Linked DNA regions of Homo sapiens: region 1 is linked to region 2. Evidence: read pairs that join two places in POLR2A ChIA-PET (ENCODE). Cell type or tissue: GM12878. All regions are shown on one strand. Each heading gives the region's core, and the rest is flanking DNA. Links, peaks and the distances in the headings are about the cores only. Region 1 overlaps QSOX1 (quiescin sulfhydryl oxidase 1). Region 2 has its middle 22 kb from the start of LINC01732.

Evidence for each region. ChIA-PET counts read pairs that join two places held together with the same protein. Peaks named below come from ENCODE experiments on the same cell type or tissue, not always from the same donor. Only the 100,000 strongest peaks of a DNase experiment are listed, where the experiment ranks them.
Region 1: POLR2A ChIA-PET joins it to region 2 with 9 read pairs; 2 of 35 experiments call an interaction of 5 or more read pairs at or near these places.

What each region holds. Positions count from the first base shown.
Region 1 is chr1:180,173,219-180,177,609 of GRCh38, forward strand. QSOX1 (quiescin sulfhydryl oxidase 1) reads left to right here. Exons shown (of 12, transcript NM_002826.5): 3 at 2,103-2,148; 4 at 2,713-2,815. Among named protein-coding and RNA genes, the nearest start is that of QSOX1, 21 kb to the left of the region's middle. In GM12878, for the core only: no CTCF peak of the experiment used is centred there; no DNase peak of the experiment used is centred there.
Region 2 is chr1:181,150,221-181,154,611 of GRCh38, forward strand. No RefSeq gene overlaps it. Among named protein-coding and RNA genes, the nearest start is that of LINC01732, 22 kb to the right of the region's middle. RefSeq lists enhancers at 1,693-4,298, 2,736-2,945 and a silencer at 2,785-3,069. In GM12878, for the core only: a CTCF peak has its summit at 3,002 (motif pointing left); DNase peaks (open chromatin) are centred at 1,921 and 3,021; H3K27ac peaks cover 1,139 bases.

The DNA.
Region 1 (4,391 bases), core at 192-4,191, 980 kb before region 2:
CCCAAAGTGCTGGGATTACAGGTGCGAGCCACTGCACCTGACCTGGTTTATTATTTGTCGGCAAACCAAACCCCAAATAGATGTATCTTCAATTTTGTTCATGAAAAAGTGTCAGTCCATAAATGCCGTAACTTACATTATCAATACGATCTCCTAATCAAGGAAATTTATGATCATTTTCTTAAGTATTAGGATAACATAATTTTAATAGGCCAATAAAATTAAATAACTGTAAAGAACGCTATTTAAATATGTGTGGTATGTATAAGTGGATGGTTTTCATCCACAATAAAAGTTTATATTAATGTTTTGAAAAGAGAGAGTAAAGCAGTGAGCAGGAGTAAGGGCCCGGGGGAGGTCACAGGGAGCAGAAGGTTGCAGATGGGGAGAGACAGGTGGCTTCTCTGCAGCCTTTGTTCCTCATGTGGGAGAGGGTAGCAGGTGGCTTCCAGATTTTCTGCCTACAAATGTCTGTAACAAACAAGTCCTAGCTGATCATGGTTCCTAGTGTTTAAAAGGTATGAAGGAGGGAAGGGGATGCTGGTGGTGGGTGATGATGGTACAGTTAACATGTACCAGTTCCTTGATGTATGCACTAGGTACCATGCTAAGCACTTTAGATGTATGGTCATGGAATCCTCACAAGTCTTCAAGGTAGATGGTGTCATCCTCATTTCAAAGATGAGAACACAAAGGTTCGGAGCAGTTGATGCGTTGCCCAAGGTCACACAGCAAGAGCAAAGCAGAACCAGTCCTTGAACGAGGTCTGCCAGAGCCCGGGGCCTGTTCTCAGCTGCCAGCTTGGGATAAGGCCAAACAGCTCTATCCCAAGGAGGGAGAAGGAAACCAGTGTTTGGCTGTTGGAGGCAGAAGTCCAAGGTAGTGAAAAGTGGCCCCGAGGCTAGAGTCCCACAGGAAGAAGCCTCTTCCCAGCCTGCAGGCTCTCCCCTAGGCAGTTCAGTGGCCGGCTTCCAGGACAACTCAACTGTGTTCCCTCCTGAATCGGAAGAGCGCAGGCAAAAGCCTTGGCAGCTGTCTTGCCGCCTGGGCAGAAGCCCAGATTGCCAGGAGTCAGGCTCTGTTCGGTCTGTCCTCTTGCCCCAAGGAGGTGACAGACTAGGCTTGGGGTGTCATGTACATGGGAAAAGAGGACAAAGTGGTGAGTTAAATCAGCTAGTCTGTAGCAAGGCATGTTTCCCCAGGGACTCAGGTCCCCGCTTCAAGAGAACCTGTTCTGGAGACCCCTTCCTTGACTGTGTCTGCTGTGCTGGGCTGGGACTTAGTGGACAGAGACAGCAGCCTGTAAGCCCCTTTTCCCAAGTAAGGAGCAAGGGCACATTGACATAGAAGCAAGCTGACATTTCCCAAGGGACGTAGGAAGTGCCTGCACTTCATGTTTTCAGATGAGTCTGCAAAGGAAAACAGCAGTGGTACTTCATCACTCATCCATTCGATAAATATTGGTTAGTAATTACATGCTAGGTACTGTGCTGCATAGAAATGGCCCTCGAGGAGGAAAGTGTATGAACTGCTGCCCACAGGATCCATGGATGCTTCTGAGGGGTGTGGGAGGGTAACAGGGGAGGGAGCCAGTGTCCAGCTCCTAGAGCAACCTCCCCCCAACTCCCCCCAATTCACCATTTTACAGATGAAGAAACAGGCTCGGCCAGGCGCCTATAATCCTGACACTTTGGGAGGCTGAGGCGGGCAGATCACAGGTCAGGAGTTCGAGATCAGCCTTGCCAACACAGTGAAACCCCATCTCTACTAAAAATACACACAAAAAAAATTAGTCGAGTGTGGTGGTGGGCGCCTGTAGTCCCAGCTACCTGGGAAGCTGAGGCAGGAGAGTCCCTTGAACCTGGGAGGCAGAGCTTGCAGTGAGCCGAGATCGCGCCACTGCACTCCAGCCTGAGCGACAGAGCGAGACTCTGTCTCAAAAAAAAAAAAAGAAAGAAAGAAAAAAGAAACAGGCTCAACAACATTAAGTGATTTGCCCAGCCACCGCATTGAATAAGTAGGCAGATTTTCAGAGCAGGCCTGCGTGGCTGCACTCTTGGCCACTATCTATTACTGATGCCCACCTGTGTGTTTGCTTCCAGTTCTTCAAGGCCTTTACCAAGAACGGCTCGGGAGCAGTATTTCCAGGTGGGTGCCCAGCTCTGGTTGTCCTGTTAGCATCTTCCTCCCCCAACCTCCCTCTTCACCTGGGTTTCTATTGGGGTGGAGAAAGCCCTGGCAGTCGGCAGGGTCGAGGGTGAGGCGGTCCCCACGGGAAGCCTAACTTGTGTCTTCCCAAAACTATCCTCCCAGTCAGCTTTAGGGAAAGGCAGGATGAAGAAGCCCTTCAGGTTGGACATATCCAGGGCCCTAGGGTCGGGGCAGGGGCACCATGTTCCCAGAAGAGCTCTTCTGTCACAATGGGGTTGGCGCCCAGAGAGCAGACCAGAGCCCTTGGGGAAAGTCCTGACGACTCCCAGTTCTGAGGGATTCTTTCCTGTCTGAGGGATGGGTGTCCTTGCACTACTTGGGGCCACAGGAGGACTACTCAAGCCCCATTCTTCTAGCACAGGGAAGGACTGACGCCTCGTCTGTCTCTGTCAGAGCTGGCTGTGCCCTCGGCCCTTTGTTTCTGGGAGTGAAGGTGGCCAGTGTGCTGTGGAAGCAGCTCTGCTCTCCTGACACTCCGCTCACGCCTGTTTTCATTTACAGTGGCTGGTGCTGACGTGCAGACACTGCGGGAGAGGCTCATTGACGCCCTGGAGTCCCATCATGACACGTGGCCCCCAGCCTGTCCCCCACTGGAGCCTGCCAAGTACTTTGGGCTGGGGCAGGCTTAGTGCATTGTGGGCCAGGATCCCAGGCCTGGGAGTGAGAGGGTGGTGGGAACAGCAGGGCGGGGACCCCAGTTTATTTTCCTTGCTGCCTTTGCCTGTGGGGCTCACACACCAGTCTGCTGGAGCTACTCCAGAACCAAGTGGCAGCTGATGGCTGGTGGTGGGCTTCCTATCGCACAGGTCCTGCTGAAGAGCCCTGTTTTTCTGGGGCTGACTGATGGTGCAAGGGTCCATCCCACCAGGTGGGAAGGAAAAGATGGATGGGGCTTCTCCAGGTTGTACCTGCTGCTGTTTCTTGCTACCTTCCCTCAAAATGTTTGCGGGACGCAGCAGGATTTCACATGCTCTATCCCCGGGAAGGCCACTGAGAGTCAGAATGGCATGAGGAGGAAAAAGGAGATCAAATATTTTGAGGGAAATTGGGGGGAGGTGGAGAGAAGGTGGTCATGCCTGGGGCATGGGGGTGGCCCCTGGCTCTCTGTATGGCAGAGCATCAGGTGCAGTGGCCGGTGCTCTGTATCTGTCAGCCAGGCAAGCTTCCCAGCTTGCCTCTTTTCCAGGAAAATGAAGACAGTAAGGTGCATGGTCTTGCCCATACTTTCCCAAAGAAGAGACAGCTAGATTAAAAACACTAGGCCCCCCACTTCTGGATCAGAACTCAAGATAGGATAATGCCCACCTCGGAGGACTCTTGCCAAGAAGGAACAAATCCATGTACCAGCAGGAGCTGCTAGAGGGAGCCCAGCCTTGTACACAGTGGAGGCCCCAGGTGCTAAGAAGGCCTCACAAGGCCGCTGTTGGTGCGCAGAGGCTCTCTTAAAAGTTTGTGTGCAGGTGCTCTCAGAGACATGGCCCTGCTGAGAGATTGTGTTTCCAAGTGTCAGTTGGGGTTGAATCCAACTCACAATGACTCCTTTGTCATCTTTCCCAATTTTCCATCCTCCAGAGGGCCTCCAGGGGACCCTGGATACAGCATAGTCTTTATGTGGTTTGGGGTTCCACAGCCAGACCCTGTCTCTCCAGAAAACACCCATGTCAGCCTGTGCCCTGGTCCTTGCTGCTTCTATTTCTCAATGACTGTGTTTCCATCTCCCTCCTTACACACACACGTACATCCTCATGGCACATTTTCAGCCCTGGGGTATCTCAAAAGCAACAGCTCAAGCAATCCTGCCAAGGTCTCTCAAAGTGATCCTTTTTTTTTTTTTTTTTTGGAAGACAGAATCTCGCTCTGTTGCCCAGGCTGGGAGTGCAGCGGCACGATCTTGGCTCACTGCAACCTCCACCTCCTGGGTTCAAGCAATTCTGCCGCCTCAGCCTCCCGAGTAGCTGGGACTACAGGCGCCTGCCACCAAGCCTGGCTAATTTTTTGTATTTTTAGTAGAGATGGGGTTTCACCATGTTGCCCAGGGTGGTCTCAAACACCTCAGCTCAGGCAATCGGCCTGCCTTGGCCTCCCAAAGTACTGGGATTACAGGCATAAGCCACTGCACCCAGCCCAAAGCAATCCTTTTAAAGAACTTTAGGAAGGAGGTAGAGATGTGTGATGAAAGG
Region 2 (4,391 bases), core at 232-4,231:
TAAAGAAAAGAAATTTATGGAATTATTGTAGTTCTGCAGGCTGGAAAGTCCAAGGTCAAGAAACCACATTGAGCAAGAGCCTTGCTGGTGGGGATTCTCCATAGAGGCTCAAGGTGGTGCAGGGTATCACATGGTGGAGGGCTCATGAGAGACCTGAACTGGCTTTTAATAACAGACTCGCTCTTGTGATAACAAACCCACTCCCCTGATTTCCCATTAATCCATTAGCCCATCAATCCATTAATCACATTAACTATTAATTATTAATCAGAGCCCTCCTGACCCATCACCTCTTAAAGGCCCCTCCTGTTAATACTGTTACATTAGAGATTAAGTTTCAACATGAGTTTCAGAGGGGACAAATTCTGTTCTTTTAGAGAGCCTCCCAGATTCCCTTCATGATTAGAATATGGTTATACAGTCTGAGCTGGGATTGAGTTAGGGTTACTGGATTGTGATTTCCAGCTGGTTTTAAGAACCATGAACCTGGTACTCAATAAATACTAGTTGATGGCCTGGGGAATGTGAAGCTTAGGCTTGTGTGATATTGGTGTTGGGTGGGCTTTCGGCAAGACACCAGTGGATATGGGCAATATCTTGGTGCTGATGTTGGCTGCTCCCAGATGCATCTGGGGACTTTTCCAATGCTAACCAACAGGTGCTATTTGTTATATCACAAAAATCCTCCAAGTCCACATGACTGAAAATTGGGGGCAAAGGTCACCTCTGAAAGCTTATTTCTATCTTATTCCTATGTCATTCCTGAAAAATCCATGTGCTTATTATAGATTGTAGTGGTGATAAAAGAGGTGAATTGCTGAACTGACAAAAATACTACAAAGTAGAAGCAGGGGATTAAATATACAAAATTGTAACCTGTGATCAAAATTGTGACTTTGATCTAGGCTTAGAAATTGTTACACCTTAGCCCATGTTACTGGCAGGCAATGTAAAGTCAATATATTGCCAAAGAATTTGTCAGCCACACTGGGCAGTGTCCTCTCTACTAAAAGGCCACAGCCATGGAATGAAAGCCCTGCTCCTGGTCACAGACAGCCCAGGTCTGTTCTGGGAGCCAGATTTAAGGGAGGCCATAGCAGTGCCAGATGGTAGAAGCCAGAATATGGACTGTGGAGCCGGGTAGAACCTGGTTTGAATCCTGCCTCTGCTGTGAATGACCTTGGGCATATAACTTAACCTCTCTGAGCTTCTCTGAGCCACTGTCTTCTTATCTGTGAAATGGGAATGGTAACATCACACTAGATTCTTGTCAAGATCAAAAAAAGATGATGTACTTATATGAGTACCTAGCACCATGCTTTGTTGACATTGACATGTGAGACCCTTTCTCTCAGACTCTATCCTGATTGCATCAGAATTCTACAAGGCCTGGCATCCACTTATCAAGGGTATTAATTTCCTCCACGAGGCTGCTTTGACCTCCAGAACCCAGCGGGCGTGCTCTTCTGAACTCTCCACCTTATCACCTCCATGGATCATATCTTGCTTTGCTGAGTGTGCTTTCTATTCCTGTATCTGCATTTTACTTCCTCGATTAGGGTGTAATCTCTTTCCAAGCAGAAGCTTTCATCTTTTTAAAATGTTCCATTTTTGCATTTTAGCGCCGTGCCTTTTTGCACATAGCGCTTGCTCAAAAAATAGGGATCGGTTGATATTTTATCTACTTTTGTGTCCTAAAAATTGCCCCAGAGTCATGAGCTGAACTTAGCTTACATGAGGTCGTTACTACAAAGTCACAACATGTTTATTCATTTATCTGTTTATGTGGTAGCCCTACCATGACTCACACATCCAAATGAGGATTGCAGCCGTATAAGGGGCACTGTGAAGGCTGACTGTGATTCTGGGAGCCTGTCACCTCGCAAAACATTTTTGGAACTCCTGCTTTGAATCAGTGCCAGAGTTGCAGTGGTGAATCTTCACACCTCCTGGGAGGAGTTATTTTTGGAAACAGTGAAAATCTGTCTGGTCACATTTGGTAGGTGTGGTCATTCAGGGCCTGAGTGTGAGGAGGGATGCTCAGTGGAGTGATAATTAGTTAATATTTAATTGGCCATTTCCAATGTGTCAGCCAGTTTACATCCACTGTCTTATTTTAATCTTAATGTGACCTCTATGAAGTAGGTGGTCTTGTTATCACCATTTTATAGAAAAGGGACCCTGAGGCACAGAGAGTATAAACCACACTCTGTACAGGGACTCCATGGCTTTTTACCCATTATTAAGCTAGTGTAGCAGGCACAGGGGACATACCCAAGTAACCCTTATGTACCCTAGCAGAGATGAGGGACCTGGACACCTTTTTTAAAAACAATAAGGCCAAGGACAGCCACATTTGGATTAGTGGGAGCAGGGGGAGAGTATGGGGAATGCGGGAACCCGGGAGGAGCTAAGAAAACTGGTCAGATCCTGCATCATAGGTGAGTACAGGCACCCCAGGGGGCCCAATGGGAGAGACCAGAGAAGGGAGGAGAGCACTGGGGCTTGTTTGGGAACCTCTGAGTGGGTAAAGATGGTCACTAAAATCTCCAACCAAAGGAATTCTTTTTATGCCTCTCTTTTTTGCTTTCTTAAAATTGTATTCATACTTGCTGATTATAAAAGGAGTTCAAGTTCATCGTAGAAAACTTAGAAAATATAGAGAAGTGATAAAGAAAATAAAAGTCATCTGTAAATGTCCCTCTCCTCCCCCAGGCCTCAGGCTTTGCTAAGACAAGGCCGCTGAGCAGATCAGCACACATCGGGTTATTTATAAAGCTCCCGCCTTCCTCTCCACCCACTCCCCTCTCTCTTGGCTACGGAGAAGCCTTCGGCCAGGACATTCCCTTGCAGCCTACTCAAGCTGCTATATAAAGCCCTGCACTTCTCGGGGCTGGATCAGAACGTTCCTTATCTCTCTGCAGCAGGACGCTGATAATCTGCCCAGCTGGCAGGCGCTCTGAGGTCGGCTTGGGCTGCTGCTCTCAGGGCCTACAGCCCCCGTGTGGTCGTCTTCTCTGGTTCCCACTGAAACTTGGCCAACAACACTAACTGAAACCTCAAATATAGGAAGTTGTTGGCTTGTTTCATTAGAGGGCAGTTGCCAGACAGCTGAGATGAACTTAATGGGCTTGGCATGGGTGACTGGTGTGTCCAGCACATTCAGGCTTAGTGGTCAATACTGATGGCCCATCGTAACGTCCCCTTCGGAAGCAGCTGTGCCAGCTCCCTCCTTCCCCAGCCCCCACCCCTGTTCCATCCCCTCTCTGCATTAGTGCTTGGCTCAGAGTCTTCTTCATCCATATGGCTTCTACAGGCAAAGGCCTTCTGTGGCCAGGTGGCCTGCTGCATTGCAGTGCCACAATTCCAGGCTGGACTTCTACCTAATTGAGAGTGGACCACAGCAGACGTACTTGCTCTGCCTAGAAAATAAGTTTTGTCATGAGAGGCAGAACCATCTTATTGCTGTAAGTCAGGGCAGAGGAGTGTGCAAAAGAGGCAAGGTATTATCCTGAAAAAATACACAGGTTTTAAATCGGAGCTGGTGTGACATCCTAGCTTCTCCACTTAGAAAGAAGTGTGATCCTAAGTAAGTTATGTAACCCCTTCGAAGCCTGGTTTTCTCATCTTTAAAATGTAGAGTGATATTTCCATCTTAGAACTGTTGTAAAATGTAAATAAGATGACATATGTAAAGCACTGAAAACATACATCAGATGGCATTATGGTAGCTATTTTTTTGTTTTGTTTTGTTTTGTTTTTGAGATGGAGTCTCACTCTGTTGCCCGGGCTGGAGTACAGTGGCACAATCTCGGCTCACTGCAACCTCTGCCTCCTGGGTTCAAGCAATTCTCCTGCCTCTACCTCTCAAGTAGATGGGATTACAGGCACCGACTACCACCCCCAGCTGATTTTTGTAGTTTTAGTAGAGACGGGATTTCACCATGTTGGCCAGGCTGGCCTCGAACTCCTGACCTCAGGTGATCTACCTGCCTCGGCCTCCCAAAATGCTAGGATTACAGGCATGCTAGGATTACAGGTGTGAGCCACCGTGCCCAGCCTTATGGTAGCTATTATAATTATTGTTAATAATATTATTATTTATGAACATTTGAATGAGAAAGAGTTGGTGGTTTCTTTTTTTCCTCTTAGATTCAAGATCCAATAGGGAAACTTTTGACCTTGGTTGTTAAGAAACCCATCTAGGCAGGTAGGTGTGTGTTTCCATTGATATTTAAATGAGTTTTTCAAGTGTTGAGAGAATTTTTTCAAAGCAACTTCTGGGCCCTGAGAAGGTTCTGGTTCACCTTCATATTGGCCTCATAAGAATCAGGTCAACCTCATATGAAAAGGCAAGTCGTTGTACCTACTTCTTGGTCAAAATTTAGTAG